Linked DNA regions of Homo sapiens: region 2 is linked to region 1. A link is a loop called in an ENCODE intact Hi-C map of the cell type or tissue named here. Cell type or tissue: IMR-90. All regions are shown on one strand.

Region 1 (2,500 bases):
AAAAAAAAAACTAACTGTTCAAAAATACAGCAGTAACTTAATGGTTTCACACTAATAGCCTTTAATTTTTGTCAATATTTTGTTAACTATGTCAGAACATGTTCTGTTGTTTCCTCTATTCTTAGTAATTAGTCTCGCTCTGTCGCACAGGCTGGAGTGCAGTGGCGCAATCTCGGCTCACTGCAAGCTCTGCCTCCTGGGTTTACACCATTCTCCTGCCTCAGCCTCCTGAATAGCTGGGACTACAGGCACCTGCCACCACGCCCGGCTAATTTCTTGTATTTTTAGTAGACATGGGGTTTCACCGTATTAGCCAGGATGTTCTCGATCTCCTGACCTCGTGATCCGCCCGCCTTGGCCTCCCAAAGTGCTGGGATTACAGGCGTGAGCACCGCGCCCAGCCCATTCAAGAATGTTTATAGTCATCCTCCTCTCATTATGCTGTTTTTTTGTTTTTTCCATAGCTCTTCAGTAGGTTACCTGCAACATCCAGGATCAGAACAAGTACAATTTCCTCGAACCACTTCACCATGCAGTTCCCAGCAGCTTCAAGGCCACCAATGTACAGGTATAAAGAAATCAGTGAAAATAAGATGATTGGTTCATATGAGAAATAGTTCGATTACTTTCCTTAGGCATTTCTACAAAAAGCTTCTCAATTTGTGATGTGCTGAAATACACCCACAATATTGAGGGTGCTGTACTGAATCATAGTTAACATGTGCAGTCCACTTCTTCCTTTCCTTCTACTGCTGCTATCACAGTACTATCCTGATTCTCCTTTCTCAGAAGTATTGATACTCTCTAGGGTTATTTCCTATGCCTTCTGTCATTACTCTTCCAGCTGTTCCTGTTTACTCCAAATTACCTTTATGATAAGTGAGATGTTTAGGCCTACAGAGTCCATCTTAATGCCTGTTTAAACACACAATACTTGTAGTGTGATGCACTAGGGCTTCAACCTGGTTTTCTTAGTTAATAGTAAAATTTTATTCAGAAATGTAAAATTACTACTGTTATCCTAGTGTTCAGAAACACCAACTAGTTGCTAAAATATTCTGACTATAGCATCCTAAATTCTGATTTTCAGCTGGACCACCACCGCCACCTGGTGGGGGGATGGTGATGATGCAGCTCAGTGTACCAAACAATCCACAATCTTGTGCCCACTCACCCCCGCAGTGGAAACAAAACAAATATTACTGTGATCACCAGAGAGGACAGAAGTGTGTAGAATTTAGCAGTGTAGACAATATTGTCCAGGTAAGATGGTTTTGTTCATTATCATTTTGAAACGTTACATTTTTGTTACCTAAGATTGACTTATAAGGCTTGAATTTGAAATCCCGTCAGCCAGATTAATAAAAGAATTTGGGCCAGGCGCGGTGGCTCTCCCCTGTAATCCCAGCACTTTTTGGGAGGCTGAGGCACGGGGATCACCCAGTTTCAGACCAGCCTGACCAACATGGTGAAATCCCATCTCTACTAAAAATACAAAATCAGCTGGGTGTAGTGGCACATGCAAAAATACAAAATCAGCCGGGTATGGTGGTAGCATGCATCCCAGCTACTCAGGAGGCTGAGGCAGGAGAATCGCCTGAACCCAGGTGAGTGGAGGTTGTAGTGAGCCAAGATCGTGCCATTGCACTCCAGCCTGGGCAACAAGAGTGTAACTCTGTCTCAAAAAAAAAAGACGGAGGAAAAAAAGAATCAGTGTTTAAATATTATTTGCTAACTTCTGCGTATTCAAAAAAGTGTTTTCTAACTTAAAAAGATAAACTAGATCTAAAATTTGGTGAAGAAAAATAAGCATTTATCCTACCTTTCCCATATGACTATATATTAATGTAACCAAATAGTTGATAAGGGAATGTTCTCTGTAGAATAATCCAGTTAATAAATGCAGAAGCAATGGTAGAATTAGAAAATTGCCAGAAAATCATCAGCAGATCCTAAAAATATTAGATTAAAAAGTTTTGGTTGAGAAACTGCTCACTTTAAAAAAAAATTTTGAGAGGTATTTTAAATGGATGAATTAGAGAGACAGCCCTGAATCCACTGATCAGTTGTAACATCACTAAAAGTGGGCCAGCCAAACATTATTTACCTCTTCATGTGGTATAGAAGGAAGTACACAGCATTACTTATGATATACTCTTACCGAAATTTGAATCTATTCAAGCCTCTAACCCTAGCTACTAGTTTATGGGAAATATAAGAAGAAACAAAAACAAATTACCTGATACCTGATACCAGTGGGACATTTTACTTGACAAATTGGCCCTGTTACTTGAATAGATGGCATTTTGAAATAGGAGCTTGGTCTGTTATACATTAAAAGAGACTCAAGAGGTATAATATCAGATATAATGTATGGATCTTATTTGGATATTGAATGATCAAAAGACATTTTTTAAGGCCAGGCGCAGTGGCTCATGCCTGTAATCCCAGCACTTTGGGAAGCTAAGGCAGACCTGGAACGCAGGAGTTCGAGACCAGC
Region 2 (2,500 bases), 550 kb before region 1:
TTTTCTCAGATGAAGCAAATGATTGGGGCATTCTCTTTATGAGACTCGGCACCATTACCAATGGAGCTTAGATCAGTGTGAGGCCCTGTTCATTTTTTGCCCATGTTATTTGGAAGGACAATATTGTTTTAATGTGTGATAAAGTGTTCACAAATTAGCTTGTTCAGTGGCTTAAATTTGTCATCATTTAAAAATTTTCATTAGCCTTTCCATAATAAATGGCATTATTGATGCTAAATAATTAATATTGTATGGCAAGGCATTTGCTGTCTTTTAACAAGTTTGTGTTTGAATTTTATGTCTTTTGTTAGGTGAAGTTTTCTCCCACACTGCTTTGCTCTTGAAAATGTCTTCCTTTTAAATGAGAAGAATAAGCTCTAATCAAGGGACTCGTTTCTAAAATAGTAGAGTATGAATTAGTGAGCAGGTGGTGCAGGTTTGGTGGCTTTGTGCCTTCAACTCTGTTAGTTCCACCATACGTTATCTGTGACATACTTGGAAGTTCAGTGTTTCCAGCATCTAATGGCACAGTTTACAATTGCGACTTTGCCCAACACAAGTATTTTAAGCATATGTGCACGTGTGCGTGCACACACAGACACATACCCCTTAAAAAAAACAAAAACAAATATGGATCATTGCTTTTATTGGATAAATATAACTTGGTTTATATTATACAATTTTTTTTTCATCTTTTATTAACTGTAGCATTTTCTAAGCTTCTAGTCTGAAAAAAATAGACTGAATATTTTTTCTTACACTTTGACAGAGATAGGCTTTAAACATTTTTTATGAGCACAGGTGAAAAAGCAGGAAGATTGTCAGTTAAGTCGATAATAATTCCAAATGTCAATCTTATCTTGCTGTAAAATTTCACTCCAACCTTGTTGGGTTTAGCCAGTATCAGCTTGAGGATTTGTCCACAAAACTCCTGTGGGAGGATGGACGCCCAGTGGCCTGGACAGCTCACTTTCCACCCTTTCATTGCCTGTCTCTGTCTCCTAGGTTTGTGAGTTGCCTGCTGGAGCAGCCTGAAGTGTTAGTCACCGGTGCAGGAAGAGGACATGCTGGCAGGATCATTCACAAGCTGTTTGTGAATGCCCAGAGGGTATGTGAGAGTCATTATTGACTCCATCATAATCTCTCCAAACCTCTACTTGGGAAGAGGCTGTTTTAGTTCCCACACGTGGCTGATCACACTCATGTCACCTGAGTGTAAGTCTGGGCATTGGGTTTGAACACTGAAGAAACAATGACTTCTGAGTCTTCGAAATCCATTTGATTTCTTACATGTTGAATTAAAATGATAAGTATATTCTAGGACCTAAATTTTAAAAATTAGAAGAGTCCAAAATCCATTGTTATAGAAGCTGGCAGGGAGTCAGTTAGCAATGGCCAGTGCTGTGCTGTGGGAAAAAATGTTTACTCACAGGTACTTTCAAATGAGAATGGAGTTCAGTTTTACCATCTTTAAACCCCATGTAGGGCAAAGTGGAGTCACAACTCAGCTTGAATTATAAATATAATTGTTCTTGTAATGGTGAGGAGATCTACCTTTGAGGTTTCCTAGAAAAGAAGAGGAAAACTTCAGATTTTTAGGGCTGTGGAAACAGATTTCAGCACAGAAAGAAAGCCCAGTTTGAAAAATTATCATAACCATTACCTCTAGTAGTGAAAGTAAAGATTTTAAAATTATATTGTATCTTGGTTACTGGCTAAGGGCTCTGGCATCCTACAGATAATTCTCAGTTCAGGGCTCATTAATATTAGGGATTCTGATAAAGGCGTTATGTGCACTAATTACACGCTTCCCCTTATATGGCACTGTGATTACACTAGAATGACCCAGTTTTGAGAGTGTAATTTTCAGAAACAAATAAGAAAAAGAATTTCTATGTGTCTACACGTGGAATAACAACTGGATAATCCCTGTAGAGTTGGTCTGGAGTACAACTAGTTAATATATTCAAATTCATAGCCAAATACACTGATAGGAATTCTTAGCAAGAGCTAAAATCTGAGTTTGTTTATGGGGCAGCTCCCTAAACCTCAGAATTTCAAATTAATAACCAAATATTTATTTCCTTATAAATTAGACTTCTAGCAAACAATAGATGCTTGCTTTGATTTATTTTGTTTTTCTCTCTGGCATGAAAACAAGAACCGAGTTTGGTTCCACATCTGATAATATCTATCCAGTTCACTACCCAGAAGCTTACAAGCGCATTTCCTTGTTAGCTACCAATATGAATGTTCCTCATATTGCAAAAATTCTTTCCTCTTTGATCATTTTTAATAAGTGACATGTTGGCTGGGTGCGGTGGCTCACGCCTGTAACTTTGGGAGGCTGAGGTGGGTGGATCACCTGAGGTCAGGAGTTCAAGACCAGCCTGGCCAATGTGGTGAAACCCTTTCTCTACTAAAAATACAAAAATTAGCTGGGCGTGGTGGTGAGCACCTGTAATCTCAGCTACTTGGGAGGCTGAGGCAGGAGAATCAC

The links. Hi-C counts contacts between places; a loop is a spot of excess contacts. Peaks named below come from ENCODE experiments on the same cell type or tissue, not always from the same donor. Only the 100,000 strongest peaks of a DNase experiment are listed, where the experiment ranks them.
Region 2: it touches region 1 in a loop (2.6-fold over the local background); 4 of 110 quality-filtered maps call a loop at or near these places.

What each region holds. Positions count from the first base shown.
Region 1 is chr2:135,708,969-135,711,468 of GRCh38, forward strand. R3HDM1 (R3H domain containing 1) reads left to right here. Exons shown (of 27, transcript NM_001378107.1): 22 at 465-568; 23 at 1,091-1,263. Among named protein-coding and RNA genes, the nearest start is that of UBXN4, 32 kb to the right of the region's middle. In IMR-90, a CTCF peak has its summit at 1,110 (motif pointing left); no DNase peak of the experiment used is centred here.
Region 2 is chr2:135,163,589-135,166,088 of GRCh38, forward strand. It overlaps RAB3GAP1 (RAB3 GTPase activating protein catalytic subunit 1), which reads left to right. Exons shown (of 24, transcript NM_012233.3): 23 at 1,006-1,108. Among named protein-coding and RNA genes, the nearest start is that of SNORA40B, 28 kb to the left of the region's middle. In IMR-90, no CTCF peak of the experiment used is centred here; a DNase peak (open chromatin) is centred at 1,043.